Linked DNA regions of Mus musculus: region 2 is linked to region 1. A link is a loop called in an ENCODE intact Hi-C map of the cell type or tissue named here. Cell type or tissue: left cerebral cortex. All regions are shown on one strand. Each heading gives the region's core, and the rest is flanking DNA. Links, peaks and the distances in the headings are about the cores only.

Region 1 (12,347 bases), core at 2,454-7,453:
GACCCTGTATCAAACAACAACAAAAACAAGCCAGGTCCTTACCTTTAGTTCTAGCGTTCTGGAGTCAGAGACAGGAGAATTTCTCTGAGTTCAAAGCTAGCCTGGTCTACATAGAGAGTTCCAGGACAGCCAGGGCTGCAAAGAGAGACCTTGTCTCAAAACAAAGCAAAACAAACAAAAGCAAAAAAAAAAAAAAACCAATTAACTAAAAGTAAAAATTTAAATACAAAGACCAAGGCTGATGTAGTGGAGATACCTGTATACCCTCTTGAGAGGTGGAGGTCAGGAGTTCAAGGCCAGGGTCACTTACATAAGGAGTTTGAAACCAACCTGAGCTACTGAGAACTTGTCTCAACCTGCTCCCTCCAAAAGAATAATCTTCTAGAGATCAGAGAGGATTATGGGTAACTGGTATTCCCCCAGGTGTTTAATCATTTCCTGTTGGTCCAGTGTCAGTTCCTTGGGTCTGAAATGGAAGCACAGAAGAGATGGGTCCTGTATTAGGCTGTGTGATTTTGGGCAGGGAGAATCAAAGAACAGTTAGTGCCGTCTGTCTTAATTTTGGGGAGAGAAGATGGGTAAGCCCATCATCCCAGCTATTTGGGAGGCCTAAGCAGGAGGATTGCAAGTTTCAGGTCAGCTTTGGCTATAGAGCGAGGTCCACTCCAGCCCAGGCAACTCAGTGAGACCTTGACTCAAACTGAAAAGAGCAGAGGCTGGGCCGTGACTTGGACAGAAGAGTGCTTGCTGTGCAAACATGAGACCCAGGTTCGAGTCCTCAGCATCCATTCAGACACCAAATACAGAGGTGGTACACATCATGGGAGGAGATGGGAGTCAAGGGTGGAGACAGGCAGATCCCTGAAGCTCCTTGGCCAGCCAGTCAGCCTAGCTTCGTGAGGTGGTTCCAGGATTAATGAGAGACACCATCTCAAAAACTAAGGTGGACGGGTTTAGCAAGCTGCCTAGCCTGGTGACCGTCTGCGTTGGCTCTGGGAGGGTCTGCACAGTGGAAGAAGAGAAGTGACTCCCTCAAGCTGTGGTCCAGGCTGCACATACATACTATGGCATACACACACACACACACACACACACACACACAAATAAGTAAATTCAGTAAATTAAAAAACAGAAAAGAAGAAAATAGTGGGAAGCCCAAAGGGTAACTTCTGCCCTCCACAAAAACACAGACACATGCACCTGCGAGTATGTATTACACACCTATGATCACATGCACCTGCGAGCACGTGTTGCACACCTATGATCACATGTACCTGCGAGCACGTGTTATACACCTATGATCACATGCACCTGCAAGCACGTGTTGCACACCTATGATCACATGTACCTGCGAGCACGTGTTGCACACCTATGATCACATGCACCTGCGAGCACGTGTTGCACACCTATGATCACATGTACCTGCGAGCACGTGTTACACACCTATGATCACATGCACCTGCGAGCACGTGTTGCATACCTATGATCACATGTACCTGCGAGCACGTGTTGCACACCTATGATCACATGCACCTGCGAGCACGTGTTGCACACCTATGATCACATGTACCTGCGAGCACGTGTTGCACACCTATGATCACATGCACCTGCGAGCACGTGTTGCACACCTATGATCTCATGTACCTGCGAGCACGTGTTACACACCTATGATCACATGCACCTGCGAGCACGTGTTGCATACCTATGATCACATGTACCTGCGAGCACGTGTTACACACCTATGATCACATGCACCTGCGAGCACGTGTTGCACACCTATGATCACATGCACCTGCGAGCACGTGTTGCACACATATGGTCACCTGCACCTGCGAGCACGTGTTGCACACCTATAATCACCTGCACCTGCAAGCACGTGTTGCACACTTATGATCACATGCACCTGCGAGCACGTTTTGTACACCTATGGTCACATGCACCTGCGAGCACGTGTTACACACCTATGATCACCTTCAAGCACGTGTTGCACACTTATGATCACCTGCACCTGCGAGCACGTGTTACACACCTATGATCACCTGCAAGCACGTGTTGCACACTTATGATCACCTGCACCTGCGAGCACATGTTGTACACCTATGGTAACATGCACCTGCGAGCACGTGTTGCACACCTATGATCACCTGCACCTGCAAGCACGTGTTGCACACTTATGATCACCTGCACTTGCGAGCACGTGCTGCACACCTATGATCACATGCACCTGCGAGCACATGTTGCACGCATATGAACAAGTACACATACCACATCTGCACAGGAGGAAAGAGGTCTGTGGCTCAATAGTAGACACTCACACTTTGACTGAGGCCCCAGGATCAGTCAGTTCTCCGTACGAAAAAAAAAAAAAGCTTTTGCTTTGGAGAAGAGGTTTCTGTGCTCAGGGAGCAGTGGGAGAGAAGACGAGAAAAGGCCGTAGATAGAGTCTTTCCTAAGGGCTGCTGTTTTCAGGGACCTCTCTGGCCCGTGAGGATGCAGGTCCCTAAACTTCCCAGCCACCCTTACCTCACCTCCCTGTCACTCTGTCACTCTCCCCAGCTTTCCCTGCTGCTTCTGAGCCTCACACTGGCCACCATCAATGCTCGCTGGCTTGAGGCTCGCACCACGGCTGTCATGCGGGCCCTGCAGAGCATAGAGAAAGAGCGGGGCCTGGGGACAGAGGTGCCAGGCAACTTCCAGGGCCCTGATCCCTACCGCCAGCTGCGGGACAAGGACCCCAAGTACAGTGCTCTACGCCGGAAGTTCTACCACTACCATGGCCTGTCTTCCCTCTGCAACCTGGGGTGCCTGCTGAGCAATGGGCTCTGCCTTGTGGGCCTTGCCCTGGGACTCAGGAGCCTCTAACACAGACCCTGTGTGTCAATAAATGCTTCTTTGGAGATGGCCATGGTCATTTTTTTCACCTCAGGAAAAGCCAGGGGTGTGTGTGTGTGTGTGTGTATACACATGTGTAGCACTCAGAGCCTCAGATTGCCCATACCTGGTGACATGACACATTGGAGTGTGAGCTATTGAAGTTCCAGCATGTCTCCTCTAACAGTGACCATATATTGTGTAACTTCTGTATACCTGGCTCAGCTCTACCCACTGCCCTTCCTGTGTGTTACTGCAGCAACAGCAGGTTCCCACCTCCCAGGCATAATCATATTTCCGATTCTGCCGACACTGGAAGTGACATTATGACTTTCTTTGGCTGATGAGATGTGAGCAGAAGTGTTTACTGGCTGGAGAGATGGCTCAGTGGTTAAGAGCACTGACTGCTCTTCCAGAGGACTTGAATTCAATTCCCAGAAACCACATGGTGGCTCACAACCATCTGTAATGGGATCTGATGCCCTCTTCTGGTGTGTCTGAAAGCAGTGACAGTGTACTCATATAAATAAAATAAATAAATCTTTTTTTAAAAGCGTTTACAAGACAGGCTAGAACATCTTTCCTTAGCCCCTAGCATCCATTCCGAGCTGTGAACCTGGGTGAGTGATATCCTGAAGTCTTTGGGGACTGCTTGTTTCTAGGAATAACTCAGCTCTTCCTAGCTAATACTCTCCGGCACAATTCATGTTAAATCTTTGGAGGCAGCTCTTGTTCCCTTAGGCATCTGAGTGAGCAGTGACGTTCAAGTTTCTGTGTGGTAATGGTGTGTGTGATAATGGTCTGTGTGTATGTGCTTTGAGGCAGGGTCTCTAGCTCAGGCTGACTTGGAATCCTGTGGCCCAAGTTGGCCTGAAACTTGAGAATTTTCCTGCCTCCACCTCTCATGTACTAAAATTACAGATAGGAGCTACTATATCAGTCTCTATATTTTTGAGACAGGCTCTTATTACTATGTAGCCAATCTGATTTAAAACTTACTATGTGACCCAGCTAGCCTCAAATTCATGGCAGTCCTCGTGTCTCAGCTTCCTAGTACTAGGATGACAGAAATACACCATTTCACCTGTTTAGACACACATGCAGATAACTTTGGAGATGGAGTCTCTTCTGAGTTCAGGCTGAACTTGAAGTTACTACATACCTGAGTATGACCTTGAACTCCTGATTTCTGTCTTCCTCTACCTCCCAAATTCTGGAATTACAAATGTTAGCTACCATACCTAAAAGTCTGATTTTTTTTTTTTTTTTTTTTTTTTTTTTGAGACAGGGTTTCTCTGTGTAGCCCTGGCTGTCCTGGAACTCACTTTGTAGACCAGGCTGGCTTCGAACTCAGAAATCCACCTGCCTTTGCCTCTTCCTCCCCAGTGCCAGGATTAAAGGCATGTGCCACCACACCCGGCTCTGTTTGATTTTTTACATTTATTTATTCTTTTGTTTATTGCATGTGGAGATCAGAGGACAACTTGTGGGAATTGGTTCTCCTTCTACTCTGTTGGTCCCTGAAACCCTCATATCAGGCTTAGTAGCAACTGAATTCGAAATCTTGCTGTGTGGACTCTGGCAAATATCTACTTTTCTTTGATCCTCAGTTTCCTTATTTATATATATGAATACACTGTAGCTGTCTTCAGGCACACCAGAAGAGGGCATCAGATCCCATCACAGATGGTTGTGAGCCACCATGTGGTTCCTGAGATTTGAACTCAGGACCTCTGGAAGAACAGTCAGTGCTCTTAACTGCTGAGCCATCTCTCCAGCCCCAGTTTCCTTATTTCTAAAACATGTTTTAACTCCAAGAGCCCTTAGGCATGTTGAACAGAAGAATCTAGCACCCTTTAGAGCCAGACTCCTCCCACGTGGAACGGGGATTATGCCTAGGATTCAGGCCAGCACTGGGGAGATAGAGTAACCACTCTCTATATAAGAAGCCTTGGGCTCCATCCCTAGCACCGTGTAAAGCAGCATGGCTTTGTACACCTTCAATCCCAGACCTTGGGAGGTGGAGCCAGGGGAATCAGTTCACATTTACTCTTGGTACTTAAGGAGTTTGAGGCAAGCCTGGAAAACAAACAAAAAAATTTTAATTTTTAGAATTTTAAATTTTATTTTACATGAGTGTTTTGTCTGCACCACGTGGGCTCTTGCAGTTTGATGAAGTAAGAAGGGTCAGGTCTCCTGGAACTGGAGTTATTAGACACCATGTGAGTCCTGAGACTCAAACTCATATCCTCAACAAGAACAAGTGATTTTAACCGCTGAGACATCTCTCCAGCCCCCAAAAGTAAAAGGAATAAAACTATGGTTACACTAATCTTGTTATGAACCACTCGACAGAGGGAAACATTGAGGTTGAGAGAGGTTAAATATGTCAGGAGTCACAGTCCTAGAAAGGGGAGATGGGAATAGAACTCAGCTGCTGAGGTTTTCCTGTTAACACAGAATGCATAGAAAATGTTTTCTACCTCTAGTTAGGAAAGAGAGGCTCTGATGGGACTTAATGCCTCTTCCCGCTCCTCTGGGCTCTAGCTCAGGACCACAGACTTGCACTCCCAGATCCCTACCACCCCTCTCCTACCATACTACCAGGTCCCATCCTCTCAACTCCCTGCCCACCTCTGACGCCTCTTGAGGTGGCCCCGCCCCTGCCAGACCCCACCTCCGCCTGCAAGGCTCGCCCACTCAGCTAGGACTTTTGTGGCGTCCAAGCCTCCGACAGGCCACGCCCATCTCCTGGCTCCGTTGGCGGCGCCCACACCCGTAAGACCACGCCCACCGCCGGGCGCCAACTCTCAAGGCGCCCCGCCCCTTCTAGGCCCCACCCGCTCACCTCGCCTAGTCTTCTGCGGCCTCGCCCCCTCCGCCTGGGCGGAGCCGGCGCGGGATCCGGGTGTCAGTGTTGGCAGCGCCGGCAGCTGTGGGGCGAGGGTCGCAGCCCTGTGCGGGGCCGTAGCAACTTCGTGGGCGGATCCTGGTGTGCAAGGCGGGACCCGAGGTGAGCCCAGGAGCGAGTGCACCTGCCAACCCGCTGATACGCGCGTGCACTATGACAGGGTTGAACTGGGGTCCGCGCGAGCCTGGGTCCCGCACCCCCTGTCAGTGCTGCTGGCTCTTCTGGGTTCCCCGCACCCGGCAAGCTCTGCGAACGGTGGCGGGGTGGGCGAGAAGCCCAGCTTGGGGCCGAGCGACGGCGCCATATGGTGATGGGGGAGGCACTTGCTGGTGCACGCAGTGCAGTGACTGTTCGGGTGCCAACCTTGAGGGCTAGGGGACCCCTAGATGGCCCAGAAGAGAAGCCGTGGTGGGGCGGGGGCCAGCCTGGAGGCCCTGCCCGACGGACGCCTCAAACCCGTTCTCCCGGAACACAGGGTGGGGTTGGCTGCGTTCTCCTTAGAAATGCACGGAGTAGAGAAACAGAAAACACCGAAGGCCATTGAGAAATACTTTTGCTTGGGCTTCGGAGAGCAGCTCTAAGCTAGACAGCTGGAGAAAGCAAAGTGGGGGCGGGGGTGGGGGAGAGCTTGGAAGAACACCCTAGATTTGGATAAAACAGAATGCTGGAGTGTGGGAAGATATAAACAGGAGGATATGGGGTGGTGGGTTTTGCAGTCATTAAGTGGCTAGGATAATTCTCTTGGATTTGATGACTTTCAGTCCTGTCTTTGTGGACCATGGCTGGGGTGAGTCAGCTTTGGCCAAGAGGGAGCCAGGCCCGGCCCCTTTGACAAATAAAATGGTAGATACCCACTTGGGAGCCTAACTGGGCCTTTAAACCTTATGTTATATATATAGAAATTACCCTCACCCTGGGAGACAGGGAAAGGGTTACAGTGGATTTGGAGAGGACAGGACAGCACCCCAGAGGCAAGCACCAGCTAAATTCAACATCCAAGCCTTGATGGAAGGGGCTCTGTCTAGCTGGCAGTCACACACACACCTACACACCTGGCCATACCAGCTGCTTGCACTGGGCAAAGTCCAGCTTGCAGCCCGTGCAACTTCCTCACCACCACGGCCCCCCAGCCCCAACTGGCCCTGAGTTTTCACCTGTTACCTGGTCCTGCACCTGAAGGGAGAAGATCTGAACCTTCCACTATAAAGGTTCCATATTTCTTTCCTTTTTCTCTTTCTCTCTCTCTGTCCCTCTCTCTTTCTTTTTTCCTTCCTTCCTTCCTTCCTCCCTTCCTTTCTTTCTGAGACAAGTTCTCATATAACCCACCCCAGTTTGGTAAGGAACTTCCAATGTAACGCAGGATGGCTTTGAACGCCTGGTACTCTGTTTCCACTCTGTAGTGCTGAAATTACAGGTGTGCACATCACACCTGGTTTGCTGGGTGCTGGGGCTGAAAACGCAGGTGAGTGCTCTACTCCCCAGCCCTCAGCCTCACCTTTGTGTAAAGATTAAATAGCAACCACAGCCCTCTCACTGTGGTGTTTCTTTCTTATGCACAGCTGTGTCTCTTCAGAGACCCATGCCTGGTGCAGAGACTCAGCAGAAGTTTGTTGATGAATACCACAAGGATCATTAAGAAGGGCACAGTGGTGCACACCTGTAATCCACAGCTCCAGAGGCAGGGATCCACCACATGGGGAGTTTGAGGTCAGCCTGAGCTACCTGAGATCTTTCCTTAAAGAATAAAAGTGGAAAAAATGAGAAGGAGTAGAGAGATGGCTCAGCTGCTAAGAGCAGTTCTTTCAGACAACCTGACTTAGATTCTCAGAGCCCAGGTCAGGCAGTTTACAGCTGCCTCTAACTACAGCCCCGAGGTGGAGCCACGTCCCTGTCAACCCCATACACCAGTCACATATGCAGCCTTAGTCTTACTCCAGAGTGAGACCTTGTCTCAATAAATAAATAAAAATAAATAAAACTTTAAAACTAGGGCTAGGGGATGGCTTTGCAGGAAAAGGCACTTGCTGCCCAGCCTGATGACCTGCGTTTGATCCCAGATCCACGTGTCGGAAGATGTGATTCTTGAAACCAATGGACCCATAGACTCACCCTTACGGAAGCTGCCCTCTTACAGGAGTCCCCTCTTTGACATCAGGATTTCTGGTCTCCCCTCCAAGCAGATCCCACTGAGATGGCATCCGCTAGTGAGCCCCCTGCCAGCCCAAGAGACGCTGCTGACCAGAACTTTGACTACATGTTCAAACTGCTCTTGATCGGGAACAGCAGCGTGGGCAAGACATCCTTCCTGTTCCGCTATGCCGATGACTCCTTCACCCCTGCCTTCGTGAGCACAGTGGGCATCGACTTCAAGGTCAAGACGGTCTACCGACATGACAAGAGGATCAAGCTGCAGATTTGGGTGGGCTGAGTAGTCATGTGGGGAGTGGGAGGGCAGTCAGTAGAAAACCCCAGCACACACACACACAGAACAGCTTGGGGCCGGGAGGCGTCTTTTATCCCTGAGGGAAGTCCACCAGGGTGTGGGAGCATACCTCCCCAGAGCATCCTGGGGAGGCACAAGGTGGACAGAAGGTACTTCTTGGAAGTATCAGTGACTAGTGAGGTATCATTTGGGAACCATCTTGACTCCCATGGGGCTGCCAGGCTCAGTGCTACATCCTGTCCCTAGTCCGGTTGTTGATATCATTACGGTGACAAAGGGACCAGAAGCAGATCAAGATGATGGCCCGAGGCCCAGATGGCTCTTCTTTGTGACTGTTACATGGGTTCTCGGAAACCAGGTTAGGAAGCTCATAGATGAGGGACAGCCCTGCACAGTGGAGTCCGTCCAGGGAAGAGCTGAGTCAGAACTGAGTTTTCAAGATGGGACACGGGGGCTGGTGCTACACGGCCGGCAATGCGCATCAGACTGGGCCATGAGGGAACACCAGTATTCCTCCAATCAGATTGGACTGTGAGGGCAGGGCCATACCTCTCTGTCACACTAGGCCTGTGAAGGGAACACCACTCTTCTCCTATCAGATTGGGCCGCAAGAGTAGACCTGTGTCCCTTTCAGGGTCCCGCAGAGTCAGGTGGGGAGCAGGTGGCCCCTACCTAGCTGACTGACTGCTGTTTGCCCAGGACACAGCAGGCCAGGAGCGCTACCGGACAATCACCACGGCCTACTATCGCGGAGCTATGGGTTTCCTGCTCATGTATGACATCGCCAACCAGGAGTCCTTCACCGCGGTGCAGGACTGGTAAGCACTGGCCAACCACTGACATGCCACGCGTGGGCTTTCATTCTCCCCCTCCCGATCCTAACCTCACTCTCAATGTCTACAACTCTCCAGGGCTACGCAGATCAAAACCTATTCCTGGGACAATGCCCAGGTAATCCTCGTGGGGAACAAGTGTGACCTGGAAGACGAACGGGTCGTACCTGCTGAGGATGGCCGGAGGCTCGCCGATGATCTTGGTTAGTGCCCAACCTCCTAGCTCCATACCCTGTCTTCACCCTTGAATCCCAGTCCCACAGTGGTTACATGAGGATCTCGGGGCAGAGGGATACCAATGTGTTGGGGCTAGGGAGATGGCTTAGTGAGTAAGGGAGTAAGAATGCTTCTGTTGTACAAACATGAGGCTCTGGTTTAGAGTCCCCAGCACCAGCATAAAACACACACACACTCTCGAGCACACACATGCACACGCACACCTCCATGCCTGTAACCCCTGCACTGTGGAGGACTGGGATGAGAATCACTGGTACTTGCTGGCTGCCCTGGTAGCTTTAGGTACAGTGAGAGACCCTGTCTCAATGGAGTGTGCCTCCAGTAGAGACTCATATACCTGCACACAGATGTGCACATACACCAAACACATACTCCAAGATAGCCCATAGACATACCCATATATAAGCTGTGTTTTGGGGGATATATACCCCTTCCTGGGAACCTAGCTGTTTGACCTTGGAGACCTCTTATTTTTCTTTTTAACTTCTATAACAGATATTAACATGCCATAGTTTTTGTTTTTGTTGTTGTTTTGAGACAGGGTCTCACTGTTTTATATTGGCATGGAACTCAGTTATGTAGGCAAGGCTAGCCTCAACATCACAAGGGACCCACTTGCCTCTGCCTCCCAAATGCTGGGATTAAAGGCTTGTACTTACATGCCCAGCATCTACTACCTATCTTCTATGCATTCTGGAACTGGAGTGAAGTGATTCTGGTTTTTTGTTTGTTTGTTTGTTTGTTTGGTTGGTTGGTTGGTTGGTTGGGTTAGTTTGGTTTGGTTTGGTCTGGGGAGCTGAACCCGGGGCTGCCTTCACATTAAACAGACACCCTACCACTGAGCAACACCACCAACCTAGGCTTGTCATTGTTTGTTTGTTTGGACAGTCTCACTAGCCACACTGAACTGTGAACTCCTGACCCCTCTGTCTTAACCTCCCAGATTGCTGGAACTGCAGGCTTCCCCTTCATGCAGGATATCGATTTGTTGTAAGATTCCCTGTGAAGATCCACGTGTAGTGGCTCTCACCTAAATTATACCTAAATGCTTCAGGAACTTGCAACCAAATTGCAGGTAACCTTCACCTCGGGATACATAATGAAACATTCTCTTAAGCAGACAAACAAGGGCTGGAGAGATGGCTAGGCAGTTAAGAATATTTCCTTTTATTGCAAAGGACCTAAGTTTGATTCCCAGCACCTATGTGACAACTAACAACTGTTTGCACATATATGCAGTCAGGCACACATACATATGCATAAAATAAATCTTAAAAATTAAAATAAATTAATAAACAAGAATCCCAAACTGTTGTAGGGTATAGCTCAGTTGGTAGCATGCTCACCTAGTATGCATGAGGCCTTAGGATTCCATCTCCAGTAACACACACAACAAGGTATTGTGGTATATGCCTCTCATCCAGGAAGCAGAGGCAGAGGCAGGAGGATCAGGTTCAAAGTCAGCCTAAACACATAATGAGTTCCAGGCTACACAGGGCTCCATGAGACCCTGTTAGAACCAAAGAAAAGACACTTAGAAGGCATAGGTTCAAGGCCGACCTGGGTTGCATTGCAAGTTCTAGATCTGGCAAAGCTATAATAGTGAGACTCTCTTCAAAAGAAAAGAGCACGCCGGGCACGTAGTGGCACATGCCTTTAGTCCCAGCACTCAGGAGACAGAGGCAAGCGGATTTCTGAGTTTGAGGCCAGCCTGGTCTACAAAGTGAGTTCCAGGACAGCCAGGGTTATACAGAGAAACCCTGTCTCTAACCCTCCCCCCAAAAAAACAAAAAACAAACAAACAAACAAACAAAACCATAACAAAAAGAGAAGTCCAACAAACAGAAGTAATAAGAAGTGTGAGGGGAGGTTGGCACATTGATAATAAAACACCAAATTTCCCTGAGGAGATAGTAGAGCAGCACAGATTTCACCAGGCATGTAAGAGCTGAGTTCATGCACCCCATAATATTCACCATTCAGTCACTCAGTGAGTGGCTCCCAAGCACTTAATCAGGGCTGGAGCTTAATAGAACACCTGCCCAGAACCACACAGTGAGGGGCTGGGGGCATGGCTCAGTGGTAGAGAGAGCCTCTGTCTAGAATCCCCCAGGGCTGGCTCCCTGTCTTGCCCTGGTTTCTAATCCTGCACTGAACAATACCCCAATGTCTTCTCCATCCATGCTTTATACCAGGGACCAAGACTTACAGGAAGAGTCATTCCTCCTTGGGCTGGTCCATTCTAGCAGCAGAGATGACTATGAAGTGGAAATCATACGCTCACCTAATCAGGATTACTGTCAACTCTAGAAATCAGACGGCCGTTCTCATGCTAAGCATCTTCCCCGCCAGCTCCAGCTTCCCATTATGTCCTTTCTGAGCTGGAGGATGAGAGATGGCCTCGATATAGCCCAGGCTGGCTCTGACATCAGAAGTCTCCATGTTTGACCTCTATGCTGCAGGAATTATGGGTGTGCACGATGCCCTAAGGGTATTAGATTTGTATGTGCACGTGCATACAAGTAGAGGCCAGAGGACATCAGGTGTCATTTTTAGGGAGCATCCACCCTTTCTTTGAGACCACTTACCTGGAACTCCACAAGTAGGTTAGGCAAATTTAGATCCAGCAAGATCCAGGAATCCACCAGCCTCCAATCCCAAAGCAGTATTGCAAGCATATTCTGCCACACCCAGCTTTTAAAACAGTGGAGGGAGAGGTATGGGGATCTGAACCCAGGCCTCATTCTTGCAAGGAGGCTCTTTACCATCTGGGCATCATCTCCAGTAGCCCCATAACACTGCTCTAAGTTACCAGTTTTATCTCCCCGCCCCACCCCCAGGGGTTTAGAGACAATGTTTATTGTGTAGCCCTGGCTGGCCTAGAACTCCCTCTGTAGACAGGGCTGGCCTTGATCTCACAGAGATCCACCTGCCTTTGCCTCCTGAATGCTGGGATTAAAGGTGTGTAGCACTACTGCCTGGCTTCTCTTCTTTAAATGTACATGGGTGGGTGCCTTGCCTGCATATATATTAGTGCATCCTGTACTTATGA
Region 2 (12,347 bases), core at 3,552-8,551, 140 kb before region 1:
AAAGCTGATCTATGTTTCTGCCCCTGTGGGGCAGATACTCTACTGGAGAAGACAGACAAGAGGCATCTAAGTGGGTGCCACAGGCAGCCTCTTTGTGCTGTTATAAACAAACCAGAGTTGACTAGCCGGACACTGGTAAGGGTGCCTGCTGAGAAGAGTGTCCATGGGGGAGGTTTCTAAATGAAGGCACTGACAAGGAACCTGTGCAAAGGCCGGGGCAGGGTCATATCTAGCATGTTTGAATGATAGCTAGGAGGCCGTGTGGCTAGAAGGAGGTAGAAGGGAGGGCATGGGACCTGGCGGTGCCATATGGCCTTGCTAGCCACCATGGCACTTGCTCCTTTCTCTCCATCCCCCTTGAAAAGCTGAGAAAGGATATGCCCTGCTCTCCTGGCACCCCCTGGTGGCTGTAGATGGCAGTGGGAAGGCACCAGGAAGACCTTCCAGGATTGTGTGGGATGAAGATTTTGGTTTGGTTTGGGGTTGTTTTTTCTTTGTTTCTTGTTTTTTGAGACAGGGTTTCTCTGTGTAGTCTAGGCTGTCCTGGAACTAGCTCTATAGACCAGGCTGGCCTCAAACTCACAGAGATCTGCCTGCCTCTGCCTTTCGAGTGCTGGAATTAAAGGCGAGTGCACCACTGCCCAGTGGTGGCAGGATGAAGATTTTTATTTAGAAACAGCTCAGTGTGGTGGTGCATGTCTTCAATCCCAGAGAAACAGCTAAAGGCTGAGCGTGGTACACTTTACTCCCAGCACCGGTGAGACAAAGTAGGCAGATCTCTGTGAGTTCAAAAGCTATCTTCAGCTACATAATAAGGTCCTATTAGAAAAAAGAAAGAAACACAGCCAACAATTTTTGTGCCCTCGCCTGTGCCAGGCTCCACTACTGTATGACTTCTCTCAGCCAAAGACAGTTTCTGGCTATCTCCAGGTCCTAGTTATCTCTAGGCTGTGTTACCTCCCCAAACCTCAGTTTCCTCTCTGCAAAATGAGAGTGGGATTCAAGAGGCTGTCTCAAACTGGGAATTGTTGGCCCCAGGGGGAGTGGAGCACTTGTCCTCACATCTGCCTGGGGCCCTGTGTCCACAGGGCGGCGGCGCAATGTGAACTGCCTGAAGAACGTGGTCATCTGGTATGAGGACCACAAACACCGCTGCCCGTATGAGCCACACCTGGCTGAGCTTGACCCAACCTTTGGCCTTTACACAACGGCTGTGTGGCAGTGCGAGGCTGGACACCGCTACTTCCAGGATCTACACTCCCCGCTCAAGCCCCTCAGTGACTCAGAGCCTGACAGTGACAAAGGTGGGTCTGCAGGGCAAGGGCACTGCGTAGCAGGCACAGGGGCCTCTGCACACTTCCCTTGTGGGTCAGGCAGGACTGTGGCACTGGTGGCTTTAGGACAGTAGCTTGGACAAGCCCTTTTCAGGACTTGCAGCCTAAGTCCCTGCCAAGTTGAGCAGAATTTTGTCCTCGTGTGTACTAGCAACCTTTTTAAGTTCCCTCCGGCCTTTCAGCTCTCTCCTGCTCACTCTCTTTCCCACCCTTTCTCATCTTGCTCCCCTCCATTCTCATCAGCTGGGTTACTCACTGGCTTCCTTGTAAGAGTTTATGCTTTGTGGTTTTGTGGTGTTTGTTTGTTTTCCATTTGCTTTGGGGACAGGGTCCCATTATATAGCTCTGGCTGGCCTGATTTGGTATTTTAGACATGCTGACTTGAGACTTACACTAGTCTGCCTGTCTCTGCCTCCTGAGCGCTGGAGGTAAGGTGTGCACCACCACACTCAGCCCTGTTTTGTGGGTGTTTGTTTGTTTGTTTTTTAAGATTTATTTCTTTATTATACATAAGTACACTGTAGCTATCTTCAGACACGCCAGAAGAGGGCCTCAGATCCCATTACAGATGGTTGTGAGCCACCATGTGGTTGCTGGGAACTGAACTCTGGTCCTCTGGAAGAGCAGTCAATGTTCTTAACCTCTGAGCAGGCTCTCTAGCCCCTTCAGCCTTTTTACTTTTGAGCTATGGTCTCACTGAGTCACCCACACTGGCTGTTAACTCTCTAGCTCAAGTGAACCTCAAGTTTGAACTTGAAATCCTCCTGCCTCAGCATCCTAAGCAACTAGGATTACAGGCCTGGGCTGAACTCAGGCTTCTTTCCTGTCCTTGATCTTCTGTTTCTCACTGTGGTCCCTTTTTCTCCGCTACTACCCCCTGCCTCTTGAGTCTGTCACACTTTTCATCCCTCCCTCCCTCAGTTCCACACAAGTCACACTAGGCTAGCTGCCCACAGAGGCTGAGAGGGACTCCCAGGAAGGCCCAAGTACATCCTGGTGTGGGCAGTGAGGATGCTACCTCAGGACCTGGCATGGCTGACAAGGCCTATAGGGAGGGCCAGTTGCCAAGTGCTATGGCAGCTTGAGGGTGGAGCTAGTCTGTGCTGGCAGGCATCACCAAGCAGGTGGCATCCCAGCTGGCTGAGGAGAAGCTGGGGTGAGAAATACTCCTGATGGGTCCACACCCACAGCCACCCTGCTGGGCCTCGGCCAGTCTCCAGAGGGAAGGTGTCCTGTGCTTTTGGTTAGCACCCTGCCCTCCTCGGCCTGCCACTCCTCAGTATGTCCTACTGGAGGCCCTGTCCCGGGCCATCTGACTCCTCCTCATAACTCTGTCATCTGTCCTGCCATACAGCTCTTGAGGAAGCCCAGGAAGATTGAGACTTGTCTATCTTGTACCTTCCTAGGCTGCGATGGTGTCACCCCAGACCAATACTGATCTCCATAATTGGGCTTTGGGGAATGAGCCCTGTGATCCATTAGCCATGTCTGCCCAGGCAGGAGTAAGGAAATGTCTTTGCTCCTATCCTGGCCTCTTCCCCAAGCACCTCTCCCTACATCTGGGGTGGTAATGCCAGAGTCAGCCCGAGAACCTTCTACTGGAGCCGTGAAGGAAATCCAGAAGCACACAGATGTTTTCTTGGTTGGTGCCTGGGACCAAAAGCTTTACCCTGCTAGGCAAGCTGTCTACCTTTGAGCTATTTGGAAGCTGGATATGGGGCACCAAGTTGTCCATGCTGGCTTTGAACTAGCTATCTTTCGGCCTCAGTCTTTTGAGTAGCTGAGGTTTCAGACTGGCACCCCCCAGGCCCATTGTGATCACATATCCTTCAGGAAGTTGCTAGGAACTGAGAAGTTATAGGTGTCGGGAAGGCCTGTTCCTCTTCGTAACCATTCTGTGGCCCTGAATCAGGTGGTGTCTCCATGCCTATGTGAGTCACCTGTCACTATAATGAGTGCCTGAGACCGTCAACTTAGGAAGAAAAAGGCTTGTCTAGGCTTCAGAGGCTCTGGAGATGTTGGAACCTGGTACTCAGGGATAGATAGCAACAGAGGAAGTGCCTGCAGAAAAGAGCCACTCGCCACAGCCTCCACCATAGAAAGCTAGAGCAGGCAGAGGTACTGCAGTTTCCTTCAGGGCACACTTGTGACCCGGGACCTCAGGATCAGCCTGCCTGATAAAGGTTCTACCATCTTCTAATGGTGCCATCTCGGGGACTGTGTCTTTAAAGCAGGAGCCTTGGTGAACACTTAGCCAAGCCATAGCCATGAAGCAAAAAAAAAAAAAAACCAAACAGAATGTCAGAACCCCATCTACTCGTTAGGTCTGTCTTCTTAGTAAATGGCTCCAGTGTCAGTTAGGCTGATAGCAAAATGATTCTGGGACCTAGAGTGGTGCTGTGAAGGCAGGCCATGCACATGACTGCAAGTAAGTACCAGCCCAGGCTCTGGAGCCATAGAACTCAGGGTACCAGACAGCATGCTTCAGTTGTGTTGTGGGCATAGTCAAAGTCACAGTCACTCGTGGCTCCCTCAGTCTCTTTGTGAATTTTAGTATTTTAGAAGCAAATGCCTAATTGACATGTCAGGGCCCCTTGGCTTACTGGTGGCCTTCTGGGAATGGGAGGGGTGGGTAGGTGGGTGTCTGTGTGTCTGTGTGTAGAGGCATCAGATTCCCTGGATCTAGAGGTATAGGTGGTGAGCTTTCTGACATGGGTGTTGAGACTGAACTCAGACCTTCTGCAATAGCAGTACATGCTCTTAACTACTTCTCTGGCCCAGTCAGTAAACAAAATAATCAGTACAGCATCAAATACTTTAGGAGAGGTGCTGTTGGAGGCAGGTGATCAGGGTACCTCCCTGGGAAACTGAGTAAGCTGCCTGACAGCCCCAACCAATGCCAGAGAGAAGGTTCTGGCAGGCAGCTGGGGTTGCAGGTGCAAAGACCCTGAGGCCAGAACTTGTGTAATGTCCCTGGAGTGAGAGACCTAGAGAGGAAATGAAGGCAGGAGGCAGGGAGATGACTTGGGACACATAGCATGGGCTGCAGGTGTACACTGAGTGCCTTCAGAATACTTACTAAAGAAGACCTGGCCTCACAGTGACACACATTAGGACTTTTTTACTTTTGTGTTTTGGTTTTGGTTTTTCGAGGCAGAGTTTCTCTGTGTAGCCCTAGTTGTCCTGGAACTAGGTCTATAGAGCAGGCTAGCCTTGAACTGAGAGATTTGCCCACCTCTGCCTCTTGAGTGCTAAAATCAAAGGTGTGTACCTCCATACTCAGAAGTTTTATACTTTTTAAGACATTGTGTGTGTGAGTGTAGGTATGTGGCTGACCATGGCATAACATGTATGTAGAGGTCAGAGGACAATTTGCAGGAGTCACTTCTTTTTTTTTTTTTATTAATTAATTTATTTTTTATATGTAAGTACACAGTAGCTGTCTTCAGACACTCCAGAAGAGGGCATCAGATTTTGTTACAGACGGTTGTGAGCCACCATGTGGTTGCTGGGATTTGAACTCAGGACCTTCGGAAGAACAGTCGGCATTCTTAATCACTGAGCCATCTCACCAGCTCCCAGGAGTCACTTCTGTCATGTAACATGTAGTTTTTCCTGGATAGACTCAGCTTGTCATTTACCCTTAGAGCCGTCCCCCTGGCTACATCACAGTTACTATTGCATGAAGCTCTTGTTTCTCACAAACCTGACAACCCTAATGTACTTGTTCCCAGTACCTGGGGACTCAGGGACTTTTCATCCTGTGACTCTAGCTTCCTCCTGGGCCTACCTGGCTAGATGGTAGGGACAGGGAGGTAGACGCTTGACCCAAGGGAAACTGTATCTGCTGCTCTATTGGCTGGAACCAGTGCTGGGTGGTATCTACTTGTTGCAGGGCATGGGAGATGGCTGAACAGCAGAATGGACAGGAAAAAGCTGGGTTTGAGAATATCCAGCTTGTTTCTTGTGAGAAGCAATAAGCAGATTCCCAGGAGCTAGGGGACCAAGCTGCTCCTGTTGCAGGAATGCTGAGGCTTTGACCAGCATCTGTAGAGATTGAGAAGAGACAGTTGGGCTGTGGGTGGATGGACTTTGGATCCAGTCCCAACAGGTTTTGCTGACAGATTGGAAGTGGGTGTGAGAGAGAAAGTCAAGGAAAGCCCTAGGACGTTGGCTTGAGCCACAGGAAGGACAGGACTGCCACCCTGTGAGACAGGGCCACCTGTGAGCAGAGCTGCACAGGCTCTGTCGGAAGAATGTCTTGTGAAGAGGATCCCAGTGTTGCTGAGTGGATTCTGAGAAGGGGCAGCAGAAAGTGTGGTACCAAGAACTTGAGGCTCAATAGGGAGACCCAGCTCCTCATGAAAGCATAGAGTCACCAGGACATTGATACAGTCTATGTTGTCATAAGAATAGATACAGTTCAGGAGCTAGGGACATGTCTGAGATGGTAAGGCGCTTGCTATGCAAGCGTGAGAACATGATTTCAGTTCCCACAGCTCCTGTAACCCCAGCAGTGGGAGGATGGAGACAGGAGATCCCTGAGGCTCACTGACCAACCGGGCTAATCACCAAAATGGTGAGCTCTGTTGAAAGAGAGACTGTCTACAAAAATGAGTTGGAACTAGACATGATGTCAGATATCTTTAATGTGGCACTGGAGAGGCAGACGCAGGTGAATCTCTGTGAGTTCAAGGCCATCTTTGTCTACAAAGTAAGTTGTGGGCCAGCCAGGACTACATACTGAAACCCTGATTCAAAAATAAAATAAAAATAAATAAAATAGGTAGAGAGTTATTGAGGAAAGTACTCAATACTTGTTGGTTTCTGACCTCCTTATGTATCTGTACATATGTGCATACAAATGCAGATACATAAACATATGCATGCAAAATGGATGCAGCCTGTACTCTGCACCCAGAGGCTCCAAATGCACTGCTTCTGTCTGCATGCAGATTCAGCCATCCAAGAACTGGAGGGCGTGAGAGTGAGAGGCAGCATGCACACCCTCGGCCCACACACAGTGTAGTGTGGGCCTCTTTTCTTATTGGTTCCTTTTTCTTCCTGGTTCCTTTCTTTCTTTCTTTCTTTCTTTCTCTCTCTCTCTCTCTCTCTCTCTCTCTCTCTCTCTCTTTCTTTCTTTCTTTCTTTCTTTCTTTCTTTTTGGTTTTTTTTTTTTGGTTTTTTGAGACAGGGTTTCTCTGTGTAGCCCTGACTGTCCTGCACTCTGTAGACCAGGCTGGCCTAGAACTCAGAAATCTGCCTGCTTCTTGCTTCCGGAGTGCTGGGATTAAAGGCGTGCGACACCACTGCCTGGCTTCTTTTCGGTTTCTTGAGATGCTTAATCCTTACTTTGTTCTGTTTGCTTTTGTTTATTTGCTTCTGAAACAATACAGTATTGAAAGAGTAATTTGTATTGTATCAGGCATTATAAGTGATTTAAGGCAAATGGGGGAGTGTATATAAGTTCTATGAAGGTTTACAACTTATTTAATTTTTATTACATTTATTTGTTGGGGGAGTGTGGGTGGCATAGCAGCACTGTTGTGGATGTCAGTATATCAGAGGACAATTTAATGGGTGTTGGTGATTGACATTCCACTCTGGGTCCTGGGAATCAAACTCAGATCCTTACTCTGAGACACATCTCAGTGTAGCCCTGATTGGCCTGGAACTCACTCTGTACACCAGGCTGGCCTCAAATTCACAGAGATCTGCCTGCCTCTCCTCCCATGTACCACCATGCCAAGCTTCCCTGCTTATTTTTTGAGACAGGTTCTCATGTATTCCAGGCTGGCCTTGAACTCATTATATAGCCAAGAATAATTGTGAACTCCTGGTCCTCCAGTCTCATTACCACAGTGCTGGAGGAACAGCACCACTCCAGTTTACGCAGTACTGGAGATGGAACCCAGAACCTCACGTGTGCACGGCAAGCACTCTACCACCTGAGCTGCGGATACAGCCTTGCAAATGCTACATTTACAAAAATTACATAGGTTGGGCATAGTGATGCGCACCTTTGATCCCTGCACTTGGCAGGCAGATACAGGTGGATCTCTGCAAGTTCGAGGTCAACCTAGTCTATGGAGAGACTTCAGAAAAGCTGCGACTATCTAGAAAAACCTTGTCTAAATATGTGTGTGTGTGTGTGTGTGTGTGTGTGTGTGTGTGTTTGCCTGCATACATATGTGCACCATACACATATCCTGTAAAGGCCAAAAGAATGTCTCTGATCCCCTGGAACTGGAGTTATAGCCAATTATGAGCTGCCATGTGGGTGCTGGGAACCGCACTCTGGTCCTCTGCAAGAACAGCCAGTGCTCTCAACCACTGAGACACCTCTTTACCCCAAAATTGATCAAAGATTTTGGATGTCAGCTTGGAATTCAAGAACCAATCCCCTCTGCAAAAACTTCTAAAATCCTTAGAATTTCATGAGTGTAAATGTTGTTTTTTTGTAAATTAGTCACACAATGAGTAGTTCCTTGATTTATTTTTACTTTATCTGTATGTATATGTGTATGCCTGTATTGTGTATACATGCATTTTCGTGTTTCTGTGTATGTACATGCACATGGGTATTTGTGTGTATGTATGTGAGTACATGTATGTATTTGTCTTCTCTGTGTCTTTTTGTGTATATGTGTGTGTACATGTGTATGTATGAGAGAGAGAAGAAGAGAGAGAGAGAGAGAGAGAGGGACAATGAGGTTGTGTAACCTCAAATCCTGCCCCTACTGACATACTTCCTGCAGCAAGGCTGTATGACTTAAACTTCTCCAAACAGTGACACCAGCTAGGGACCAAGTGTTCAAGTGCCTCAGCCTATGGGAACATTTACCACTCAGATCACCACATCTGGGTTCCAGGAACCAACTCAGGTAGCAAGACGTGCATGGCAAATGCCTTTAGCCATCTCACTAGTTGATACACAGAAATTTAAAGATTTGTTTTTATTTTATGAGTGATTAGTCTTTGTACGTAAGTATATCACATGTGTGCAGTACTCATAGAGGCTAGAAAAGGCTGTCATCAGATCCCCTTCAACTAGAGTTACAGACTAGATTGAGCCACCATATGAGTGCTGGGAACTGAACCCGGGTCATCACCAGTGAGCAGTCTTTCTAGTCCCCGTGCATGGTATTCTCACATGGGCTCTGGGAGTGGACCCCAGGTCCTTGTATATATAAACAAACACTTTAAGCTGAGCCACCTCCCCAGCTAGTAACTGTCTCCTTTCTTCTCCCTGCAGTGGGCAGTGGCCTGGTGGCTGGCAGCTCTGACTCATCCAGCTCGGGCTCCAGCTCTGACTCGGAGGAGCCTCCTGAGACCCAGCCAGCCAAAGCCTCAGCTGCTGCTGCAGCTCTCACCCCTGCCAGCCCCACGGGCAGCAGTGGGCTTATCACTCAGGAAGGAGTTCATATCCCCTTTGACGTCCACCATGTGGAGAGCCTGGCTGAGCAGGGCACCCCTCTGTGCCAAAACCCTGCAGGCAGCGGGCCTGAGGCCCTGGAGACGGTGGTGTGTGTGCCAGTTCCCATGCAAGTGGGCACTGGCCCCGGCACCCTCTTTGAGAACATGCCCCAGGAGGCACTGGGTGAGGTGGTGGCCAGCTGCCCGGTGTCAGGCATGGTGCCCGGCTCCCAGGTGATCATCATTGCTGGTCCTGGCTATGACGCTCTCACAGCCGAGGGCATCCGCCTCAATGTAGCTGCTGGCGGCGGCACTCCCAGCAGCAGCCTGGGTGAGGAGGTGCCCTGTGCCATGATGGAGGGTGTGGCAGCCTACACACAGACGGAGCCCGAGGGCACTCAGCACAGCACCATGGATACCACCTCTATAGCCAGCATTGAGACCAAGAAAGGTCTGGGGGTGCCACTGTGGCCTTTGGCAGGGGTTGGGAAGGGTGGCAGAGGGAAAGGAGTAGCCCTCGAAGTGAGCTCCTTGACAGCCTTATCCCCACAGACACCACCCCGTGTCACCCCGTAGAGAAGGAGGACCTGTATATGCTCAAGGAGGAGAAAGAGGATTCAGTGGCCCCAGAGCTGGCAGAGCTGGCAGCCACGGTGCCTGAGAATGCAGAGGCAGAGGCAGAAGTGGATGGAGAAGAATTGGACAGCAGTGAAATGTCAGCCATCATCTATGAGATTCCCAAGGAGCCCGAGAAGTGGGTGCTAGGGTGGATGGGTGGGACCAAGGGCAAGGGGCAGCTGCAGGTTATAGCCCACTGGGGACTGGCACCCTGATGCCACAGGCCCCTTCTCTCCAGGAGACGGCGGAGCAAGCGGTCACGTGTGATGGATGCTGATGGCCTGCTGGAGATGTTCCACTGTCCATACGAGGGCTGCAGCCAGGTGTATGTGGCTCTCAGCAGCTTCCAGGTGAGGCCACCCCCCAGGCAGGCCTGTTGTTGGGTCCAGCTGGCCTGGGCCATGTGGCTGCAGTAGAGGGCTCTACCAGGTGTCAGTGGTGTAGGGCCTGCCTCCATGAGCCCATTTCTTCACAGCTGGCCTTGCTTGACTTCTGACTTCCTCGACCCCATGTCTGCAGACATAGGTATAGCCAACCTGATCTGGCCAGCATCTCCCAGGTCACGCTCTTGATCTTGGCCTCAGGCACTAGCCATGGGAGCGCCAGATTCTTCTATAATTAGAACTTTCCCCATAGCTCACCTTCTATAGTGTGGATAGTATACCCTAGGGAGAGGCAGAGTGGTGTTTCCTCATCACTTCACACAAAAGGCCGCACCAGTAAGCCTTTGAACTTGCTGAGAATGTTTTAAGCACCTAGGCTGTTCTCATGGGTTAAAGAAAGAAAAAGAAAAAAGAGAGAAGAGACTCAAATCTCCCAGGGGCAGTCCAGCACTTGAGAGGCATCAGCCAACTTTGTGCTCTGGAGCCTCGGTTTCCTCCCAAGTACTGGGCAGGAGCCTACCGAGGTTAACTGGAACTGGGCCAGGACTGGAAAAACTGCTTTTTGACCCCAGTACTCCTGTCCAAGCTGGACACTAGGATGCCTCTTTCACTTCCTGGTCTAGGCCAGCTATGGCTTATGTCCTGGCTACCTGCATGTCTCCCCACTTTAACAGCCCCTTCCCCCGTGGACCCATGGCACCCACTCCTGCCCCTCTCACCCCTAGAACCACGTCAACCTTGTGCACCGAAAAGGGAAGACCAAAGTGTGTCCTCACCCTGGCTGTGGCAAGAAGTTTTATTTATCCAACCACCTGCGACGCCACATGATCATCCATTCAGGTCAGGCCCTGCCAGCTAGAACCCATAGGCCAGGTGTAGTGCACATGTGTAAATTCCAGCGTTCAGGAAGCCTAGGCTGTACCCGTGAACTCCCACATTTATACCTATACCCGGCACTGGTTTTTATGTGCAGTTGTCCTGAGTCCCGACACGAGTCATATGCAAGCTCATTTTAGCTTGGCAGTTGACACCTTGTGTCAGAAGCCCTCTTCCTACCTGCTGTCACTCCAGTGGATGTTGGTGCCCGGGTGGGGGTGGGGAGAGCTTGCTCCTTGTAGCCACCTCTACTGGGCGGGGTCCTGAGGCCGCTGCCACCTGCAGGCGTCCGCGAGTTCACCTGTGAGACCTGCGGCAAGTCTTTCAAGAGGAAGAACCATCTGGAGGTGCACCGGCGCACGCACACTGGGGAGACGCCCCTGCAGTGAGTGTCCAGCGCTAGGGAGGGAGGTGACCTGAGCGGGTTGCAGGGGAGGCTCAGCCCGCGGTGAACTGCCTTTGGGCCCCCTCTCCTGCTACGCAGGTGCGAGATATGCGGGTACCAGTGTCGGCAGCGTGCTTCGCTCAATTGGCACATGAAGAAGCACACAGCCGAGGTGCAGTACAACTTCACGTGCGATCGCTGCGGGAAGCGCTTCGAGAAGCTGGACAGTGTCAAGTTCCACACGCTCAAAAGCCACCCGGACCACAAACCTACCTGACGTGCCCATGCCCATGGACCTCAGCCTCTATTTATTTGTACTCTTGGACATTATGTCCAGACGATCAGAGCCCTAGATAGCCAGCCACAGGGGCTGCCCCAACCGCAGGCCGGAAGGAGGCATTCCCACTCTTCCCTGGGCAGGTGCCCCACCCTGCCCCATCACATCCCACCCATGGAGCTGGCACATGGGATTGCACTGCTGAACTGTGTCAAGAGCACAGAATGAGATTAAAGTGAAAAAAGAGTTGCCCTTCCCCTAAGCCTGGATAATTGTGGGCACTGGGCATCCCTTTGTGACCAATTAACCTGCTCTCTTCCTGACCCAGGCTAAGTTGGGAGTGGCTACCTTTGGATAACACACGAGGATCTTTCCTGTTAGCCTCTGCTCCCACGGGTAGGGGATGGGGGCTAGAATCCTGATGCCCACACCTTCCATCCCTTACAGAATGTTTGTTCCTGGCCCAGAGAATTGTGGGAGGAGCTAAGCTGTTGAACAAACATTTGGAAACTCCAATGTAGACAGCATCAGGCAAAAAATGGAGTGATTGGTTGGGTTAGGAACCTTCCCTGAGGAGGTGGCTTTTGCTCTTAAACTTGAGTGACAGAGAATCCATCCCTGTATGGGAGGACTCAGTGTGTTCCTGGAACAGGACACCGTGGCATAACAATTGCCTTGGACCCACTGCGTGCGGGGAGACTCATGAAGAAGTAGGTGCCACCACCAGGTGGTGCGCGAGCCGTTTGTCTATTCGGACGAAATAGTAGCTGACACGTGACCCAGGGGAGCACAGCCGCGAGCTCTGGCACGTGCCCTTGGGAGCCTTGCGGCGCCACGCGCAGATTGGTCCCGAGGGAGTGGCAACAAGACCCAATTCCCTCTTGGGACTCGGGGGTACATCAGCCTGGTGCAGAATTAACGGGGCTGGTCTAAGCTCTCCAAGAGCCAGTTCTCTTACTCAGGCAGTGGGAGCAGGCAGTTTCCATGGGAACCACGGTGGGACCTTTGCCCCTGGAGTAACCTGGCTGCAGAGACTGACTGCCAGCCAAGGGGAACGT

Evidence for each region. Peaks named below come from ENCODE experiments on the same cell type or tissue, not always from the same donor. Only the 100,000 strongest peaks of a DNase experiment are listed, where the experiment ranks them.
Region 2: a loop joins it to region 1, with 3 times the contacts of the local background. A loop is called at or near these places in 1 of 42 quality-filtered maps.

The regions. Positions count from the first base shown.
Region 1 is chr9:21,911,559-21,923,905 of GRCm38, reverse strand. Rab3d (RAB3D, member RAS oncogene family) reads left to right here and starts at 5,723. Exons shown (of 5, transcript NM_001324531.1): 1 at 5,723-5,884; 2 at 7,963-8,201; 3 at 8,925-9,043; 4 at 9,137-9,261. The coding sequence starts at 7,974. Tmem205 (transmembrane protein 205) reads left to right here. Exons shown (of 4, transcript NM_178577.5): 4 at 2,557-2,897. The coding sequence ends at 2,862. In left cerebral cortex, for the core only: a CTCF peak has its summit at 4,536 (motif pointing right); DNase peaks (open chromatin) are centred at 5,625, 6,134, 6,568, 6,782 and 1 more place; H3K4me3 peaks cover 1,968 bases; H3K27ac peaks cover 2,241 bases.
Region 2 is chr9:22,054,658-22,067,004 of GRCm38, reverse strand. Zfp653 (zinc finger protein 653) reads left to right here. Exons shown (of 9, transcript NM_177318.3): 3 at 1,089-1,304; 4 at 8,590-9,201; 5 at 9,327-9,504; 6 at 9,607-9,718; 7 at 10,477-10,591; 8 at 10,913-11,012; 9 at 11,112-11,594. The coding sequence ends at 11,289. Among named protein-coding and RNA genes, the nearest start is that of Elavl3, 8.8 kb to the right of the region's middle. In left cerebral cortex, for the core only: no CTCF peak of the experiment used is centred there; DNase peaks (open chromatin) are centred at 5,442 and 6,232; H3K27ac peaks cover 687 bases.